Regions from separate parts of the Mus musculus genome. Here region 1 is linked to region 2. Evidence: chromatin contacts called from ENCODE Hi-C or POLR2A ChIA-PET data. All regions are on one chromosome and are shown on one strand. Each heading gives the region's core, a stretch centred on a gene start or an enhancer-like site at or near the end of the contact. The rest is flanking DNA. Distances are from core to core; before and after follow the strand shown.

Region 1 (4,180 bases), core at 1,118-3,617, 41 kb after region 2:
ATCATAGCCACCAACCACATCAACTGTCACTCGTCTTCCTGTAGTCTTCTACGCCTCTTCCTAAACCAACAACGGGTGTTCTCTCTCTCTCCTCCCTCCTCCCTCTCTGTCTGTTTCTGCTCTCTCTCCCTCCCTTACTTCCAGTCTGTCTGTGTCTCCCTGTCTGTCTGTCTCTGTCTGTCTGTGTCTCCCTGTCTGTCTCTCTCTACCTGTCTGTCTTTGTCTCTCTTCTTCTGTCTGTCTGTCTGTCTGTCTCTCCCTATCTGCCTGTCTGTCTCTCTCTTTTTCTGTCTGCCTCTCTTGTCTGTCTATGTCTCTTCCTGTCTGTCTTCTGTCTCTCTGTCTCTCTCTATGTCTCTGTGTGTGTGTAAGAGAGAGAGAGAGAGAGAGAGAGAGAGAGAGAGAGACAGCATCCAACTTCAATAATCAAAGAGTTTCTACAAAATTAACAGGAAAAGGAGAAACAAATTAGATAAGCCAAAAAAGCACAAGTGTTTGACAGCTATGAGGAGAGGCTGGCTCCATTCTCAGGGAGATTTGTGCAGATGTTATTCAGAACAAAGCCATAGGCAGCTCTAGGCTAATATTCAACAATGAAAACCAGCAGACTAGCCAGGCATTGGTGGCATTTGCCTTTAATCCCAGCACTCAGGAGGTAGAGGCAGGCAGATCTCTGAGTTGAGGTCAACCTGGAACCTGATCCAGCAAGGTCCAGAACAGCCAGGGTCACATGGAAAAAAACCTGTCTTGAAAAACCAAATAAAAAAGAAAAGAAACCCAGTGGACCATGCAATGGCGTGGGCAAATGGAAAAGATACTGTGGTGAATGAATGGGCCGGACACAAACACGGCACACTATATGATCTCACGTGCCATGTTTCCACTGGGTAATTTCCTGACGTTCATGCTCTGTAGCATGGTAGCATTTGTCTAATCAATCATTGATACACTTAAGACCACATTCACCCTATGCAAAATTTACTCAGGAAGGGGATGAGAAGGAACCAGGGAGCCGTGCTGAACTCTAGTTCATGCTCTGCCGAGTTTGGAGGTGAGACCGAGCTTTGAAAGGAATACAAACATGATAACACATACTTGTTAAAGGAAGTCTCCGGAAACCTTTCAGCCAGACGATGTTTATGCCTGTTCTTTCTACATTACCTGGTGATGTAAGAAGGCTCAATCAAGGGTGTAGCAACGACAATAAGATTCTCTCTGACATGCATGGAATTGCCAGAAGAACTGAGGCTGCCTGGTATACCGGAAGGGGGACTGTCCTGTAGGTGTCAGGGCCTTTATGACATCAGCCTTTCCTTCCCATCCTCTTCTCACGGTCTCATCCTTTACATTTGACGTATACAGCTCTGTATCCTGTTTTCCCAACTGACGACTCTCCTTCCATTTCCCCACCCATTTAAAAGCTCATGCTAAAGATATAAAATATCTTCTACTATAGGATGTGGTGTTCCGTGCCCTGTTTGTTTAAGATTACAAAGATTGCTGTAGAAAAAATAGAAAGCATACACACAGAGAAGTCCCTAGCAGCCCTGATGTCCTGATGTTTTGTGGACCATCTGACTTTTTCTGTGCTTCCAGTTTACACTGGCATACATATATGTTTGTGGGCATTTTTAGATTTATTTACCAATTCATTTAATGTGTGTGCACTAAATGAACATATGGGTATGCACAGGTGCTTGCAAGCGTGTGCACACACACACACACACACACACCATAGCATGCATGTGGAAGTCAGTGGACAACTTGTGGGAGTTGGTTCTTTCTTTTCTCTATGTGGTTCCTGGAACCCGCACTCAGTTTGTTGGATTTGACAGTAAGTAGACACCTTTATCCACTGAGCCATCTTGCCTGCCCGTGTGTGCGATGCTGAGGTCCTATAGGACACTGAGTTGTGCTATCTGCCTTATGATTTTTTTCTGGAACATGCATTTTCAGAGTTCCCGGTTCCCTGTGTCCACTGTCGTGGTACATGTGCAGCCTGCTCTTCCTGCATCCTTTGGGTAGCCTAGGATGAGAATGCTGAAGGTGTGCAGGTTAGTGTGGTGACAGGGCCTGGCAGAGGTACTCAGGGGTTATAGAAAGAACCTGTTCCCGGGACAGGCCCGGCTGCTCCATCACCTCCTGTTGTGGCCAGTTGCCAGAGCTCAGCTGGGAGGTGCCCACTGTCCCCTTGCTGTTCTGCTGACTGTCTCAGCTCTGCATGGACTGTCCTGAGCTACCCCTGGGGTGAGGTTGAGTCTTGAATGTCCCTGAAGGCTGTGGTAAGAGCAGTCAGTGTCTGTGGCCAGCAATCAGGGAGTCTTACTTCAGGGAGAGAGGCACTTGGCCCCAATTGCATCCCCAAGCCAGTCCTGTGCCTAAAGGAAGCCCCTGTGCACTGGGCCTCATTGTGTTTCAGGATTTCCCGTTTCCTGACCGCCTAACCTATTTATGGGCCACAATAGTTCCTTTCCTGGGGAGCTCTACTGTACCGGCCCCGACTGATGGAGGCTCGGGACAGGTCCAGCCTGGGCTTGGCCCAAAGAAGAGACAATAAGTGGGTTTTAACGTATTTTACATGCAACATTATACATTATATATTTGACATGGTATATTGCACAGCCAGCCAGGGTGTGGCATTTGATGATTTTGTGAGGGAATACAGCAGTGTATCAGAGACCACATGTGCAAGACAGTCACGAATGCCCAACCCTTGGCTCAAGGCATCTTGACAGGCATTCTACTTTGGCAACTTCCTTCCTCTTCTTGTCTTCTACCTCCTTTACCAAGCCCACTCACTTCCTCAGACATACCTGTCTTTCCCTGCCCCAGGAGCTTTGCTTTTGACATTCTAAGGACATGCCTAGGGGACATGGAAAAACCACTGTTCCAAGAGGCAGAAATCACAGAAAGTGTGGCTTGTGCTCAAGGTAATAAACAAAAAAAACAAACAAACAAACAAAAAACCCAAATGTGGCAGAACAAAGATTCCAATGTATTTACCCCAGAGCTGAAAAAGTGAATAAACAACCATCAACATATGCAGGTCTTTGTATCCAACTCCTTCATCCCTCAATGTGCACTCTAAACAGGTAGGTGGATGGCAGAAGGGTGGACAGGGAGAATCCCATGTGGAGAGGATGGAAATCCTCTGGAGAATGAGAGTGTGGAGTGGGATGGACTGGGAAAGGTGACCTTGAAGAAGGGGCCCTCTTCTTGCTGCTCCATGGCCTCTGCTGCTGGGCCTAGGTAGCCTAGGGTAAGTAGCTTGAACATTAAAGGCCTAGGTCATTCAGACACCAGGCAAGTGTTTATATAAGGGAGGAAGAAGGAAGAAAGTAGAGACAGGCTGGAGATGGGCCACATCCCTTTGACCAAGCTTTGATGGAGGTGATCAAAACTAAAGATGGACTAAGGAGAACAGAAAAGTTCAGAAGTTCCAGTGTCCCCACGCAGATGAGCCCTTTCTGAGGGTTCACTGTGGGGGTGAGTTTTCAGGCTGGTGAGAAAGAGAGAGGAAGAGAAGGTGTTTGGCTAACAGAGTCTATGCCTGGACACACAGGCAGAAAGGTGGAATCCCAGCCTTACCTATATATATTTCCTATATATTTTTTTGCAATTTTAAGCCATGTGCTGGGACCTCAGGCTCCCCAAAGAAATGACAAAAGTCTAGACAGATGTCTATGGGGATGTTTTGGGTGGGCACAAAGTGCAAAACATGCCCAGTTAAGAAAGGACCATAGCTCTCATAGGTTCAGAGGGGCTGTTCCCCAAGAGCCAGGAGTTGCTGGCTCAGAGTCCTGGAGGAAAGGGGTTCTGTGCTGCCTCTGTACTATCTCTGTGTGGCATGATCACCTCCATCAAAGCTTGGTCAAACGGATGTGGCCCGTCTCCAGCCTATCTCTACTTTCTTCCGTCTTCCTCACATATATAAACACTTGCCTGGTGTCTGAATGACCTAGGCCTTTGATGGTCAAGATGAAGACTACCCTAGGGCCAGCAGCAGAGGCCATGGAGCAGCAAGAACAGGGTCACACAAAGATAATACAGAGATCCCCACGGCTCTGTTATAAATCAATTAGACCTGGGGTCTCACCTCAGGTTCGCCATGGACAGATGTGGGGCAGTTGACATTCTGGAGCCTCAGTCTCCTCTTAGGGGACAATAACAGCCCCTGCTG
Region 2 (4,777 bases), core at 2,115-4,614:
GGAGGATGTGGCTCTGCAGGTCGTCTGTGTCTGTGCCGAGTGGAGTTAAAGTGCAGCCACTTTGAGAAATGGGCCAAGATCAATAAGCAGCTCTTCAATAGAGAGTGGAGGTGGTAATGGAGGAAGGAAGTCTGAGCTGTGCTGGGGGGGGGGGGGGGGGGATGGGCATGTAAGCCGTGCCTAAGGAGGCTGGCAGCCTTTGCTTGGCAGGCACCCAGACATGCAGTGTGCCTCCAGAGTGGAGCGCTGACAAGGCAGAAGCAGCCGGGGCGCTTCCTTCCAAAAGAGGAGAAGTGTTCCAGAAACCCAAGAGACAACTGGAGAGGGAAGGCCAGAGCAGGCTTGTCCACCGCTAGGTGGGTGGTGTTCGGGGAAGAACTGTTCTTGATGAGGATTTGATCGCGCTTGGGAGAGTACAGAATCAACACATCTGGCTCTGGCAACCTCAGCTGCTCCCTGCAGGGCAGGGAGGTGAGATGCTCATCTCCAGGCCTGGCTGGCTGATTTCCATCTGGCACCGAAGCCTTCTCCTCTGCCTCTTTAGACCACCCCAGCTCTGTTTCCAAGAGAGAGGGAAAGTACGTGGTTTGTTTATTTCTTCCTTCTCCTGGCACCCACAGTCCGAAAGACTGTCCTGTTGACCGAAAGGGTCCCGTTTTGCCAGCCTGGCACAGTACCAGTCACTGAAGTGATAAGTGCTCAAATACGAAGAGGCAAGAGTGTCAAACCAACCTTCCCCACCATAGAGGTTTTTGTGGATTAAAGAAATGGGGTGGTCTGAGGCATGGGAGGGTGGCTGGAGGTAGGGAAATGAGGCATAATGTGTTCTGCACTTTCAAGCCCCATCAGGGATGGGTTTGGGGTGTGCATATCTACACAGGTATGTGTGGAGGCTAGAAGAGGGGGTCATGTTCTTCCAGAGCCAGAGTCATGGGTAATTCTGACCTACCTGATGTGGGTGCTTGGAACCAAACTTGCATCCTCTGAAGAATAGGTAAATGCTCTTAACCACTGAGCCATCTCTCCAACCCATTCCCGTCCCTTTGAGCTGCCTCCAAGTCTGAAAAACAGGCCACCTATTCTCCCATGACCCTTTCATCCTAGGGGCTACTGACAGCAAAGCTAATGGGAGTGTACCACATAGCTACATACTTCTAAAACTGATAGGGGAAAAAAAATCAGGTAATGGGGGCTAGAGAGATGGCTCAAAGGTTAAGAGCGCTGAATCTGGGTCCTCCTCTTACAAATAAGAAAGCAAACCTAGATGGGAAACAAAATGCTCCAGATTCCAGTGAAGTCGACCTGGGCCGGGAACCCAGAGACCTGGTTTGAAATCCAGAGTTTTCTGAAGAATCTCTCACATAAAGATCCATTTCCACTGCTGCTGGGTGTGGTATTCGGCTTTAATCCTGGGAGGCGAAGCAGGTGGATCTCTGTGAATCAGAGAGCAGCCTGGTCTATAGAGTGAAGTCCAAGACAGCAAGGCTACACAATGAAATACTGTCTGGGAAAAACTTTTTTGAGGTGGGGAGGGGAAAGGGACGGGGGGGTGGGATCCATTTCCTACAGCTAGAACAACCGGCAATGGGGGGGGGGCATCAGATTTGACTTATCATAGTCTCTCAAATCTTGCCGACTCGAGTGAGATTGGTTTTCTTTTTTCTTATTCCGAGTTAGCCCCATAAACTCAGTTTAAAAAAAAAAAAAAGTTGGGAATAAATTTGGCAAACAGATGCAGTACACCTGAACAGAAAAGGGGCTGTTTTTCACCAGACACTAGACATTTGTCAAAATCAAATTTCTTTTTTTTTCTTTTTTTTTAAAGATTTATTTATTATATGTAAGTACACTGTAGCTGTCAGACACTCCAGAAGAGGGAGTCAGATCTTGTTACAGATGGTTGTGAGCCACCATGTGGTTGCTGGGATTTGAACTCTGGACCTTCGGAAGAGCAGTCGGGTGCTCTTACCCACTGAGCCATCTCACCAGCCCCAAAATCAAATTTCTAATTAGAAAATTCAGCAGCTGGTTTTCCCGGCGAGGGACCCCCAACAGAGAGGTCCACCAGTGGGAAGGGGAGAGACTGCCTCTACCTCTTCTCTAAATCCCCATCTCCTTTCCTCGAGCTGTTAGTAGGCCAGGCAATGGGTATGCTTTATTTTCCTTCAGCCGGTGAGTGGGTTCAAACCAGCCATAAGGTCCTTTGCCAGGTCTCCTGATTCTGAGAGGTGAGAGGGGTCGGAGGCATCCAGAGAGTCAACTCTAGGAAAGACCACCCTCAGGGAAGGTAAACACCATTTCTCTAGTCTGTGGGGAGGTGATAAAGTGTGCTGCCTTCTGCCCTGGTTCTCAAGTGGCATACCAATTCCCCCAGTTAAGGACACTAGGGCTGACCTGGGGTTGGACGAAGTTGCCGTGGCCCTTCGATCACCTTAGCGTCCACGCCGGAGTAAAAATTAAAATCCAGCCCCAGCTTCCCCAGAAGGTTTGCCCTTCCACCCGGAGTTCCGATGGGCCTCGCGGGCACAGAGACCAAATATAGTGGAATGGACTTTTCTTGGAAACGAAATGTGTGCACACTAGGAACCGGAACCCTCAGCCCAACACTGAAACTCAGAAAAAAATCTAGTCAGTTGCTCTTATCCACTGGGCAGGGAGTAAGGATGCAGACTCACACGCCTTGTAAGCGTGCGCTCTAGGTTGCATTCAGCACTAGAGGCGCCCCAGAGGCGCCCTAATCCCAGACTTCTCCACTGGGGAAATTTACTAAAGAGACTAAGACACTCTGCTCTGGGACTTGCGTGGGTGTGTAGGGTCTAACGAGCGCTACGGTGGCACAGGTTCTATCGGTTCACCAAGTAGGTCCTGGAGATCGAAGTTTTTCGCCGTACTTGACAAATTTGATAGTGGCCAGGGCCTTTACCTGCTGAGCCATCTTACTTGCTCCTCCAACTTCCCCCCACCCCCAGAGTTTTATTGCCATGTTTAAAAGCTTAAAGCAGTACTTCAGGTCCTTACCCAAGTCTTTTTCTGTCCCACTTTGATCTGAATGTCCTCTCGCCTCCCTCCAAGGGAGATCTCGCCTTCCTTGCGCCCTCCCTCAGCATAGGGTCGAGTCATGGGTCACTCCTGCTCCCCAGAGATAGGAGCTAAGCAGGCTAGGAGAGGTTTACTGCCATCAGGAAAAATGGAGTAGGGTCACCCACCTGCCGGGTCACCGCAGGCGGCACCTGCTACTGAGAAGCCTCGGGTTAGGTCCCGCCCCCAGCCTCCGCCTGGCTTTGCGCACAGGGAGCACACTGGCCCTTTAAGAACCGCGGCTCCCGCCGCGCACTGGGAGTAGGGCTGCGGAGCCAAACTCGCCGGGGACGCCGGGCGCTGGCTAGCTGGCTGGCGGGCTCGTCGCTCTGTCGGGCCGGTTCCCTGCGCCCCTCCCGGGACTGCCTGGGGATCCAGGCCCGATTGGGCGCGGCAGCTAGTGGAGTCGCCAGAGGGAAGCGCGCACTCTGGGCAGCGCGGAGGACCTTGGGCATGGACAGAGAGTGCAGGGCGCGCAGGGGGCGCCGCGGGACCGGGCGGCCGGAGCGCTGAGCCAGACAAAGGCTCTGGAGTTCTGCTTGCTCTCGGGGGCCGGGGCCAGGGCGCACCGCGCCGACGCTGCGAGACTCTGCGGCGTGCAGCTCGGCCGGTCCCCTTCTCCAGCGGGCGAGTCCCCGCGTGCCCCGACCTGCCCTGCCCGCTTCTCACCCGGTTTGGGAATTGGCAGAGGGGACCTGAGCTCCTCAGGCAGGCACCGGGAGCCGGAGGTCCGCCGCGCGCCCGCGGGGCCGGGAGCCAGGGAGCGTCGCAAGTTTCCCAGCCGCGTGCGAGGACGCGGTGCGGGCCAGCCAGCTAGCCCCGCGTGCAGCGCTCAGGACCGGGCTGACTGCCTAGGAGCATGGGCAGCGACCGGAGCGCACTCGGACGTCCAGGCTGCACTGGCAGCTGCCTCAGCAGCCGAGCTTCGCTGCTCCCGCTGCTACTGGTGCTTCTGGACTGTCTGGGCCATGGTACAGCGTCTAAAGACGCCGAAGTGTACGCCGCGGAGGTAAGAACCCGAGGGATGTAGTGCGAACCACACCCGCCGCAGCGGGGACCTGCAGGTGGGGGGAGACGCACCCGGCCTTAGGGGGTGAGGACCGATCTGGGCTGGAGAGCCTGATTGAAAAAGCGGGACTGGCAGGCTGCCACTCCCTGGTCAGAGCTCTGCTGCGCGCCTCTTCCCAAAGCCCTGGGAGCACAGAGCTCGCAGCTGCTGTGCACCCTGAAAGCCGCTCGGGGCACTGACCCGCCCTAGCTTGAGTCCCTGCAGCCGCTTCCGCAGCCCCTATCCCTCGCCTCCAGTCATTTAGCCCGCGCGATTCCTCGAGAGCCGGATCCGCGCAATGTGGGCTTTACGAGTGACGAGGGGTGGGGTGCTGCGGGTAGTGAGAGCTTAGGCGGAGCAAGAGCCCCGCAGCGCTCGCGCTTTGGCTGAAGCTCCTTTGGCTGACATCGTGCGTCGCCGGGCTAGCCAGGGTGGTTGGGGGATGGGTGTGAATCTCCCAGGCTAATGACGGATTGCAAAGGTGCTTTGGTGACTTCTTGGGGCTGAAGCATTCCCACTCCAGGGACAGGGTCTGAAGGACAGGCCCTATCTTCTGAAACACTTTTCACACCAGCGTCCCTACGCCCAGGCCTGGGTGAAACTGGGTAGACTCCACGCCTCTTTTCTCTGGAAGCCGGGCTGACGTCCATA

The links. A loop is a pair of places that touch in the nucleus more often than their neighbours do. ChIA-PET counts read pairs that join two places held with the same protein, here RNA polymerase II (POLR2A).
Region 1: a loop to region 2 is called in a map of heart, with 3 times the contacts of the local background. The contact joins the enhancer-like site here to the promoter of Mmp15 in region 2. A Hi-C loop is called at or near these places in 5 of 37 maps with a recorded cell type or tissue (all heart). POLR2A ChIA-PET finds 5 or more read pairs at or near these places in 3 of 5 experiments (Patski and embryonic stem cell).

Annotation. Positions count from the first base shown.
Region 1 is chr8:95,390,449-95,394,628 of GRCm38, forward strand. No RefSeq gene overlaps it. Among named protein-coding and RNA genes, the nearest start is that of Mmp15, 40 kb to the left of the region's middle. Within about 2 kb of position 2,368, at least 1 of the 3 ENCODE cell types and tissues checked has a DNase peak (open chromatin) inside an H3K27ac peak, as active enhancers do; it is heart, where a contact is called at or near this core.
Region 2 is chr8:95,348,932-95,353,708 of GRCm38, forward strand. Mmp15 (matrix metallopeptidase 15) reads left to right here and starts at 3,365. Exons shown (of 10, transcript NM_008609.4): 1 at 3,365-4,087. The coding sequence starts at 3,938.